3 separate regions of the Homo sapiens genome follow, and regions 2 and 3 are each linked to region 1. The links are chromatin contacts, found by Hi-C or POLR2A ChIA-PET in ENCODE. All regions are on one chromosome and are shown on one strand. The core of a region is the stretch at or near the end of the contact, and the rest is flanking DNA. Distances in the headings are between cores, read along the strand shown. Region 1 has its middle 61 kb from the start of LINC02038. Region 2 overlaps LINC02028 (long intergenic non-protein coding RNA 2028). Region 3 has its middle 31 kb from the start of HES1.

Region 1 (3,727 bases), core at 532-3,031:
ATACTCACCCTAAGGAACAATGACAGAAGCATGCAGACCATCCCAACACACCCTCCAAAACACCCCCAGCCCAGCAGCCAGTCGCCATGCATAAAATGCATAAATCCACAAACGCAGACTCGGGCACACACATAGGCACACGCACACACGTCCTCTTTCTTCGCCTTTTCTGCCTGGTGTCTGTCAAACAGTGCATCCCCTTCATTCTCAGAGATCTGAGACCGGCCTTGTTCTGGAGTTGGTGAATTCCAGCACACCCCCTGCCTTCATTCCAAGCTGGAGCTCCGGGTGCCGTCAGCAGATGGCGCCCGGAGCTCTCAAACGACTGGGTGAATGCCTCGGGCCTGAACTTCTGGCCTCCCCACTCCCACCCTTGGAATGGGATAATTTGGGAGTCATCTGTGGGAGGGCTGCCAAGGCCTTAAATTTACTACTTGGAGCTGGGATAATTTTCCCCAGACGGGGCATGGAGGGGGAGAGAGGAGGAAGGAAGCGGGGTGGGGGCTGCAGACCTGGTCAGGGCCACGACAGCTCCAGCTCTGCCAGCCAAAGAAGGCCTCACTGAGAGGCCCCATCCAAAGGGGTGTCTGAAACAAGGGCAGGTCACACCCTGGAGGGGGAAATGCTTTCACTGCTATGAAAACCCAGGAGAACAGAAGGATTTACAGACAAAAAATAAAGCCAACAAGAGCTTCCAAATCATGTCTATCCCTCCCACTTCCAATCTCTGACTCATCTTCTAAGCCCAGTTTCAACCTCACCTACTGTGTGAAGCTGTCCCTGACCCACACACCTCCTGTCAGCATTAACCATTCATTTCCTTTTAACTTTTTATTCTGGAATTTTCCAAGCATATACAAAAATAGAGAATATGATATAACAAACTCTCTTATACCCACGCCCAGCTTTAATAATGACAATTATCAATGTTTTGCCAAATTGTTCATCTATTCTCCAACCTTTTTTCTGGAATGTTTTAAATCAAACCCCAGACATCATATCATCTCACCCCAAAACACTTAAGATGTTTTTCCCTAGCGTTACTTATTTATTTATTTATTTTGAGATAGAGTCTTGCTCTGCCGCCCAGGCTGGAGTACAGTGGTGTGAACTTGGCTCACAGCAACCTCCACCTCCCAGATTCAAGTGATTCTCCTGTCTCAGCCTCCTGAGTAGCTGGGATTACAGGCTCCCGCCACCCTGCCTAGTTAATTTTTGTATTTTTAGTAGAGACAGGGTTTCTCCATGTTTGCCAGGCTGGTCTCGAACTCCTGACCTCAGGTGATCCGCCTGCTTTGGACTTTCAAAGTGCTGGGATTACAGGCATGAGCCACCGGGCCTGGCTTTCCCTAGAGTATTTTAAAACAACCTAGACATCTGCATGCATCTCTGACTGAGAAGGACTGCTTTCCCTTTAACATAACCACTTGCCATTATTATATCTAACATTTACAATCATTCTTTATGGCACTTAGCTCCCTGTGGCATTTGTCATGGTTCGTTTGGTGTGAGAGTTACACCGAACATAAGTGTGTATCCCCTCTATTTGACTGTAGTTGCGTTTGGAGCATGGATCAGACCTCACTTATTCTGGAGTTCTCAAGGACTCCCAACAGCACCTGCTCAGAAGCCCTGGAAAGTCAGAGCACAATTAAGGACATTCGCTCTAAGAAGACACTCTCACGGTTATCGCTGGAACCCAGGGTCCCTCCAATTGGAAATGTGAAGTCAAAGGAGGAAATTGCTCTTAGGCTGAGTCACAAGACTCGTGTCCTTTTCTCCTGAGGTAGATAAGAGACACACACACAGGCAGATACACACCTCATGCCTCCAGGAGCCGCAGAGGCAGAGAATGCAAAAAATGTGGTGGTGCCAGCCGCAGCGAGGTCTGGAAATGCCTTCTTAATTGAGCCTTTCTGGGAGCTGCACAGGCTGGCTGGAGGAGGGACAGGAATGGAGAGGCGAGTGAGGTGGAAGGGGCCACGAAGGGCCATGTCTGAGATGGGGCCCAGGGGTCTTTGATCCTACTTCGTTTGTCATGAGTTTAGAGACCCAGAAAAAAGAGCCTTGAGTTTCTTCCAATAAAGCACTGTTACCTGAAAAATGCCCATCAGAACAGAATTGCTCCACCTTTGAATGGTTCTGTCTATAGGAAAGTCTTTTCTAATAGGAGCCCAAGTCTCTTTTCCTGCAGCTTTCACACACTGGGGCCACTCTGAACAAATTTAGTGGTTTGACAGGAATGATTAGGGGTGGGGATGGGACTCAGAAACCTCTGCAGGGTGCCTAGTAAGTGCTAGACATCTTGCATGCATTAAGTCGTAAACCAGAAAACTCCAGAGAGACCTTTGCTGTGGATATTACTGTCCCATGTTGCGGATGAGGAAAGGGGCTCTGGGAAGTCTGCAGGTTGCCCAGGACACAGGTCCACCCAGCTCTCATCTAGCCTGTCTTCTGGTTTCCCTTCAGATGGCTGGAAACACGGCTCCTGGCTCCTCGAGCCCTCTGGTCTCCCGGCTTCAGACCTCCCTTACAGCACATACTTTCCCAGCCCATCATGACCAGCTTCTGGGGTTCCCTCTGTTTGGTCTGCAACCCTCTTCAGTGAGATCCCAGACAGGGACATAAGCATTCTTGTTGCTTTGCTGGGAAAGCACGATATGCCAGCCAGCAACCGATGTACATCATCATTTGCTTGAAGAAATAACATGAGCTTGTGACTCCTGGCCACACTCTGGGTAGCAGGAGGAGCACAGTCTGAGGTCAAAGGATGTCACAACTCTCAGCCAGGCTGGCTGAGACAGGTTCTAAAACAACCCTTTCCAACCTACTGCTCTCCTACTCCCAGGACCTGGAGCCACTGACCCTGCCATGGAACAGGTTGCATGATGTTTTACATCAAATTGTATTGATTCTTTGGTGAATAGGTAATACGTTCTCATGGTTTAAAGTTTAAAATGGTACCAACGATATAAAGTAGAAATCCTCCCTCCTACTCCTTCCTCCCATCACCCATCTTCCACTTCTAGGAACAATGTTTCCAGCTTCTGGTGCATTCCTTCAGATGTAGTCATCATGGATACAATGCAAATAAGTAGGTATATGTGTATCCCTATTCCTTTTTCCTTTTTAAATACAAAATCAGTGTATTATACTGTTTACCACTGCCCTCACCTTTAAAAAGTTTTTTAGATTTTTTGTAGAGATTGGATCTTGAGATGTTGCCCAGGCTATCTTGAATTCCTGGCCTTAAGCGATCTTTCACCTCGGCTTCCCGAAGTGCTGGGATTATAGTTGTGAGCCACTTGAACTCCCTCCTTTTATTCACTTAGCACGTATACCTGCAAGTTTGTGACTTGAAGGGGTTTAAATTTACCCTCTTCTGCACCAGTGGTCCGAATGTGAACCCTACACTGTGAACCCAAGACAAAACACAATGCAGGCTGGGCATGGTGGCTCACACCTGTAATACCAGCACTTTGGGAGGCTGAGACACACAGAGAGCTTGAACCCGGGGGTTCAAGACAAGCCTGGGCAATACAGTGAGACCTTATCTCTACAAAGAAACAAAAAAACAAAAAAACAGACCTAGTACTGTGTGCTTGCAGTCCCAGCTACTCAGGAGATTGAGATGGGAGGACAACTTTGGCCCAGGAGGTAGAGGTTGCAGCAAGCTGTGATCACACCACTGCATTCCTGGACTGTAGAATGAGACTCTGTCAAAAAA
Region 2 (3,368 bases), core at 827-3,326, 280 kb after region 1:
CATGTTGGCCAGGATGGTCTCGATCTCTTGACCTCGTGATCCACCCACCTCAGCCTCCCAAAGTGCTGGGATTACAGGCGTAAGCCACCGCGCCCGGCCTAGATGCACTTTCAGTACCCCTGCTGTGTGCTGTGTGGGTGGGTACTGAGTGGGCGGCGGGAGGGGCACAAAGCTCTTCCTGCCTGACTCAGGCAACTGTGCTGGGTACTTTTTGCTGATATAAAATGGCGCTGTAGGAGCTGTTAGCACAAAGGTAATGGAATCCAAGAGGAAGAATTAGCCAAGAGAGACGTTCAGACCAGTGGGAAGCGAAGCTGGTGTGGCGCGTGTTTGGGGGAGGGCACACATCTTGCTTTTCCACGTGCCAGAGAAGGGAGCTCTCAAACCATCCTAGAACTTTGGTCTTCACTGCTCTCTCCCCAGAAGCATCCTCTAAGGACTCGTTCTGTGCCCACACCTCCATACAAAGAAACAAACTAGACAGGGACAAATTCTGACTCCTCGACAGTCTAGCCAAACCTGTTCATCAACAAACTGGCCTGCTGGATGCAGACTTCACTGTTTCAGGGCAGGAGTTCCCCCAAGTGCCTGGCATACTTCCTGGGGCATCCAAGGCAAGACCTGGCCCCTGCCTCAACCCTCATGCCGTGGGTCCCTCTCTTTCTCACACCTCTCTCCTCTCTCTTCAGACCGACCCTGGGAGCCAACTGCCTGCCATCGGCCTCTCCTGTCCCTGCCTGCCCTGTCCCTTTCCAACAGGCAATAGATGAGGTTGCCAGGGAGCCCCTCTTGAGAATGGCGGCATGAGAGTCAACAAGCTGCCAGCACGTGTCCAAAACGGACAGCAAGTACTTAGTTCCTGGTGAGTGCTGGGTGTGCCACCCCGGGGTCCCAGCACTTTCTGACCAAAACAGAGCATTTAAGAAGGTCCTGGCCAGGTGTGATGGCTCACGCCTGTATCCTAGCACTTTGGGAGGCCGAGGTGGGCGGATCACCTGAGGTCGCGAGTTCGAGACCAGCCTGACCAACATGGAGAAACCGCGTATCTACTAAAAACACACACAAAATTAGCCGGGCGTGGTGGTGCATGCCTGTAATCCCATAGTCCCAGCTACTTGGGAGGCTGAGGCAGGAGAGTCGCTTGAACCTGGGAGGCGGAGGTTGCAGTGAGCCGACTCCAGCCTCGGCAATTAAAGCAAAACTCCTTCTAAAAAAAGAAAAAAAGAAAAGAAAAGAAAAAAGAAAGTCCTCACTTGCCATGTCTGACTTCCAGATTTCCCAGCGTTTCCTTCTCCACTTTCTTGAGGTTCGTGGCTTGCAAAGGTTAGGAGCACTGGCTCTGGAGCAAGACCGCCTAAATGTAAACCCAACCCAACCATTTGGAAGCTGTGTGATTCTGAGGAAGTTGTTAAACCTCTCTGGGCCTTCTTTGGTGCCTGTTAGGCAGAAATAAGAATTCCTATGTCATAGAATTGTTGTGATGATTAAATGAGTTATTACATTTAAGTGATTAGAACCGTGCTTAGCACAGAGGAAGCACTCAAAAGTTAACTACTATTAGTGATGTCTAAACTTTTTTCCCCAGGGAAGGATCAATGCATTTATCTGAGTCAAGTTCAACTTTGCACTCCAGTCCTTCAGGCAGGTAGAGAGGTATCTGAATCATGTGAAAACCGTTACCGGTTTGGGGGCGAATATCAGGAAGGAGATTTAGCCCTTAGAGATTTAAGGGCTTAAAGAGCCTCAGTCCCTGTTGACCACATAACATCTGCAGAAAAGAAAAAAAGAAGGAAAGAGCGCTGAAGGACCCACCCAGGGAGGAGGCTGAGCCGCGCTCCCTCTAGCCTCCCCAGAGGTGCATTCGTTAGGTTCCCGCCCCGGCCCCAGCCCCAGCCCCAGCATCAGCTCCGGTTCCTCTGCAGACGTTCAGCCCCTTCGGAAATGTAAAACCCGGGAAGCGAAAGCTGCGGCGACCTCCCAGAGCCTCTCAGGCACGCGGCATCTCTCCCCACCGGCAGCGCCTTGAAATACCAAAGGCCTAGCCAAAGATGGAACCGTTTTGTTGGGAGCTCGGGTTTCCCCCGCCGCGAGGCTGAGCCGGTGGCGCAGCTGCTCAAAGGTCACGCCCGAGACACGTCCGCACAAGCCCGGGTGGCGGGGCGGGCAGCGGGGAGAGAAGAGGGGAGTGGGGAGGGGGACGGGGGCAGGGGGGAGGGGCGCCACCTTCTCCAGGGCCCTGCGGGGTGGGCTCCCATCTTCATCTCGCAAGCATCCAACCCGGGGAGGTGGCTTTCCTCTCCCTACTAAGATTTTATTTTTGCAAAACAAAAGGGATGCCAAAAAAGCAAAAGTTCCTAAATGAAAAGAAAATGCTTCTTTAAAAATGCTAATTGTGAGCTTTTTATTATTGTTTTGGAATTTCAACTGATGGCTGAAAATCTAAATTTGGCCACAGGAAACCTGGATCCAGTTAACCTTGAGAAGTTAAGTCTTCATTTTCTATTAAGTAAAATATTTGGGTTTGAATGCTTAGAGCCCTCTGCTTATGATAAAAATAGAGGCACTGAGCAGTTTAACCACCTGTGTTTTCCTTGGATCGCATATTTTCCACAGTAAACAAGAAAACACAGATTGGAAATCCATTCATTCCTTCATAAGAGTGCTTCAGTTGGGGTTTATTTGTGTTTTCAATCAATAGAAACCAAAAACAACCTTTGCAGGGTTATGATATTTCATGCAAAGAAGCTCCAAGAAGCTCTTTTTATCCCCTCTGCAGCTATTTCTACATAAATCCCCAGATTTTTTTAACGCAGTTAATAATTATAATTCCATTTAGTTTTCTGAGCACATACTACATGTTTTACCTGCTGTCATCTCATTTGTGATAACACTTGGAGAGTAGTTATTCTTAATTCTTATTTGCCAGATGAGAAGACAGGCTCAGAAAAAATAAGCAGTAGCTAATAAGGGACACAGCCTTTACATCTGAGAGCTACAAAGCTGTGCTGATTCCACCACCAGAAACCATTTCCAGTGTTTAAATATTACTAAATAAATAGACGGTTAGATTCATGGACAGGAGTTTGTTCTTTTAATTCCCAAGCTTGCTCTTTAGGTGACAGGCATACAGTGGAAGACAAGTTTCTGGCCAGGATAATACTATATAGCATTACTAAGCCTCTGAGCCTCAGTTTCCCTTCTCCAAAATGAGACATATATTTAAGGTATATATCCAGCTCTGACATCCAGAGACTTATTCGAAATGAAAAGCTTAGGCTCAGGCCGGGTGTGGTGGCTCACGCCTGTAATCCCAGCGCTTTGGGAAGCCAAGGCGGGTGGATCACCTGAGGGCAGGAGTTTGAGACTAG
Region 3 (3,359 bases), core at 210-2,709, 380 kb after region 1:
GATTGTGGTGAGGGTTTTACAGTTGTACACATAGGCCAAACTTATCACTTGCATACTTTATGTGCAGTTTATTTCATGCCAATCACACCTCAATAAAATTTAATATTAAAAAATAGATGTAGTATGTCATCTAGGAGCTCAGAGTCATGGTCTCGCTAAAGAGACGCTACTCAAAGAGAAAGAGAAGGGTTTTTGTCTGCATGTTTGTTTTGTTTCAACATCATCTAGCCCAGCATTGCCCACAATCGTCACTCAACATCCGGCCCGACTAACTTACAAGGCACTGCTGTCCTTACAAGTGTCCACACCTGCCATTTGATCATCTGGGTGAGAGGAGGGGGTCAATATCTATCTAAGTCTAATTTCCTGAGGCTTGTATCAGTTGCTTCTGAACTGTAAGTGGCCCTTTGGGGTAGAATTGAAAGACTGGTCCACAGGACCTTAGAGCTAGAGGAGTCCTAGGGGTCTTCTGGTCCCACCTCCATCCAGTGCAGCATTTAATCCACTGTACCTTGGAGTAACCTCCATCTAGTCTCTGACAATGTCTCCTGGGAAACTCCTAGTATTCACCAAAAGTCAAGAAACTAGCTGCATTCCAATGGGAAGAAGCCAGGGTAGGAGAAGAGGAAGTAAGAGAGCTGTCCCTGAAACCCACCAGGATCTTTATCCCTCCTTTCAATGAGGTTCCTTAGGAATCTCACAGTGGGAGGAAATCAATATCTTTCAATAGACCAGTGCATTTCCTTTGACCTGTGAAGGAGGGCTGGGGAGAAGGGGAAATGAAAGGATTTGATAAATGAGACACATTTGCCAACAGATTCTTTTTTAAAAAAAAAAAGAAAAAAAAAAAGCACTTCTGACTGGTTGGGCTAATTCAGTTTGGTTGGAGTGGTGTGTATGTTAGCTCTGACATACTTTGGGAACATCTTTTAATGTTTCATTGCCTTTGCTTTCATAATTGTGTGCATTTAGGACCAAGAGCCTGGGTTTCTTCCTTCTGATTAGCAACAAGATTCCTCACAGCTTTAGGGGTCTAGGGAAAGAAAATAAAAAAAGCCCTGCATAGCCAGACCAGGACTGTATCCTTTCTGCTGCTCCTTCACACCTTTTCAAGCTTGGTGATTTCAGCTACTTCTCCAAATGTAATAATCTTTTAAACTGTCTACATTCAATCTGTTCCCAGGCAGGAGCTTAAACTACCCGCCCGCTCGCCCGCCCCCCGCTTTGGAAGTTTATCGGACAGATCTACAGAGGCTTTTCAGGGAGGATGTTTACAAAGGACTTTTAGTGTTGCCAAGAAAAGAGAGAGAAGGGGAATGATGGGATTTCTGTAGGGCAGTTTCAGAGGTAGTGAGATTTTAACATAAAAAGGACCTTTCTTTACCTCCTAACACGTCCAAAGGCAGATGGCAACAGGGGCCAACAGCGTCCTTGTGGGCGGGGTCCCTCCTAATCACTGGAGCCAGTGGAGTTTTCCTGTTACGTTAGAGTCTTGGGCTCACTTATTACAGCTGGAACCATCCCAGAGATGAGAGCCTGTAGCTCCACGCTGCCCCACTCCTCTGCTTCCTGTAGAGTCCCTTTCTCTCATGGGGAAGGGAAGGAGCTTCTTAAAACGTAATGCTGTGCTTCATAACACTCGTAGCTATAATACATAACTGCTGCAATAACCATGTAAGAAAAAATGTGTTTTCTTTGGGGAGGGGGAAATTCTAGAACATGCCAATCACCACATCTAATAAATCATGTGACGAAAGCACAGGGCATTTTGAATATAAGTTCGGTAATATCAGAATGATTTTGAAGTTGTGTGTCTGTTAAGGTGTTTACAACTCCGAAAGTCCTAATTGTAATAAATTTAAATGCATTTGGTATTTGGTTTATTAAGCTTGGATTCATTATGTGAGACATTTCCCCCCCGTATTCAAACATACATCAATACAGAGCTAGCTCTGGAGAACAACTTTACTTAACAAATCACTTTAGAAGCTTTTTTTTTTTAAACATCCCAGAAAAATACTGCTGCAGCCAGACTTGGGAAACAATTTTTTTTTCTGATAAGGATGACATCATTTTATCCTAGTAAAAGCTGAGTTTTCATCATCATAATTAAGCAGGAGAGAAATGATTCCCCGTGAACTGCATGACAAGCTGTGTAACTGTAGTTAATTTTAATGAACAAGCTCCATTTTTGAATTGTTAATCTCCATTTCTTTCATTTTAGTCAAGACTAAAACTTAATGAATTTCAACAATGAGTTTCCCCCTCCCCTTTCAATGAACTCTTACATTTCAAGTACCTTAGAGAGGAGAAAATGAATTTATCTCATTTTTTTGAAGCTGAAGTCTTCAATTGTAAGAAGAAAGACTCTTCATTCATGGCAGCGTCTCTGTGTGATGAAAAAGAAAAATCTAAAAGAGACCTTCTAAAGAAAGTCCACTGCAAAGTGAGTGGGAGGTAGAGCTGTGTGTTGGGAGGAAGGGGAAGAGGTTGACGTTCAGCCGGAAATTTCTACAGGGGTTCAATACATAGGGAAGCCTTCAAGTTATGTAATATATTAGCATGAAGAAATCCTGGGCACCAAGTTTTATATTTCATGGCACTGTTGTCAGCAGAACAAACACACACATTTTTTTTTTGTTTTAATAAACAATTTTTAGAGCAGTTTTAGTCTCACTGTATTGTGTGTGTTTTTTTTAAAGAAGAAAAAACATGTGTCTCAACACATTGCCAAGAAAGAGCTTCCAGAACAAAGAGCAGCAGTAAGATAATTATTGAATATCAAACAAAATCCTGGAGCAGGCTTAACTGACCAGGTTACTTCCACCCACCACTGGGTGGTAGCATGACTGAAACCTTCATTCCCAGGTAAATCCTCAAATCTCCCCCATTCTCCGCAGGTCACTGATGTCCCTGTTTGGGGTGTGTGTGTGTGTGTGTGTGTGTGTGTGTGTGTGTGTGTGAGTGTGAGTGTGTGTGTGTCTTTTGAATCACTAGAATGCTGTCCCGATTGAATGTGATCTGCAGCCATCATGACAGAAGGTATTGTTCTGACCTTTTCAATCAACAGTTTTCAATCTAGGGCACACAGAGGTGGCTTAGACGGAGGTCACCACAGGGCATGTGGCCTGAACTATGGTCCTAGGCTTGAGTTTTAGGACACCACAGGATATGCATAATCAGCAAAAGGAAATGAAATGAAAGTTTCCCTGTTAAACTTCAATCATGCACGTACGTCCTCTCCACAGCCCCACTGCAAAGGAAAAATTTAGGGTCGCCTGGTGTAGAGGGTCCCAACCTTCACTGCCTAGAACCCTTCTGGGCTACAAGTTTTAAAAGATCTTTGCCCACCAATAGGT

What was found. Hi-C counts contacts between places; a loop is a spot of excess contacts on that map. ChIA-PET counts read pairs that join two places held with the same protein, here RNA polymerase II (POLR2A). Pooled maps may share reads with other maps.
Region 2: a map of Calu3 shows a loop between it and region 1 (4-fold over the local background). The contact joins two enhancer-like sites. A Hi-C loop is called at or near these places in 5 of 168 maps with a recorded cell type or tissue (Calu3, endothelial cell of umbilical vein, esophagus muscularis mucosa and 2 more), 1 of 37 single-sample maps with no recorded cell type and 6 of 50 pooled maps. POLR2A ChIA-PET finds 5 or more read pairs at or near these places in 3 of 52 experiments (Caco-2, H1 and endothelial cell of umbilical vein).
Region 3: a loop to region 1 is called in a pooled map, with 2.1 times the contacts of the local background. The contact joins two enhancer-like sites. A Hi-C loop is called at or near these places in 2 of 50 pooled maps. POLR2A ChIA-PET finds 5 or more read pairs at or near these places in 2 of 52 experiments (PC-9 and endothelial cell of umbilical vein).

What each region holds. Positions count from the first base shown.
Region 1 is chr3:193,780,655-193,784,381 of GRCh38, forward strand. No RefSeq gene overlaps it. Among named protein-coding and RNA genes, the nearest start is that of LINC02038, 61 kb to the right of the region's middle. RefSeq lists silencers at 254-313, 566-860. Within about 2 kb of position 1,782, at least 11 of the 41 ENCODE cell types and tissues checked have a DNase peak (open chromatin) inside an H3K27ac peak, as active enhancers do.
Region 2 is chr3:194,056,380-194,059,747 of GRCh38, forward strand. The region is part of intron 1 of LINC02028 (long intergenic non-protein coding RNA 2028); the gene reads right to left. Among named protein-coding and RNA genes, the nearest start is that of LINC02028, 13 kb to the right of the region's middle. RefSeq lists enhancers at 564-1,509, 2,145-2,194. Within about 2 kb of position 2,077, at least 13 of the 41 ENCODE cell types and tissues checked have a DNase peak (open chromatin) inside an H3K27ac peak, as active enhancers do.
Region 3 is chr3:194,165,577-194,168,935 of GRCh38, forward strand. No RefSeq gene overlaps it. Among named protein-coding and RNA genes, the nearest start is that of HES1, 31 kb to the left of the region's middle. Within about 2 kb of position 1,460, at least 7 of the 41 ENCODE cell types and tissues checked have a DNase peak (open chromatin) inside an H3K27ac peak, as active enhancers do.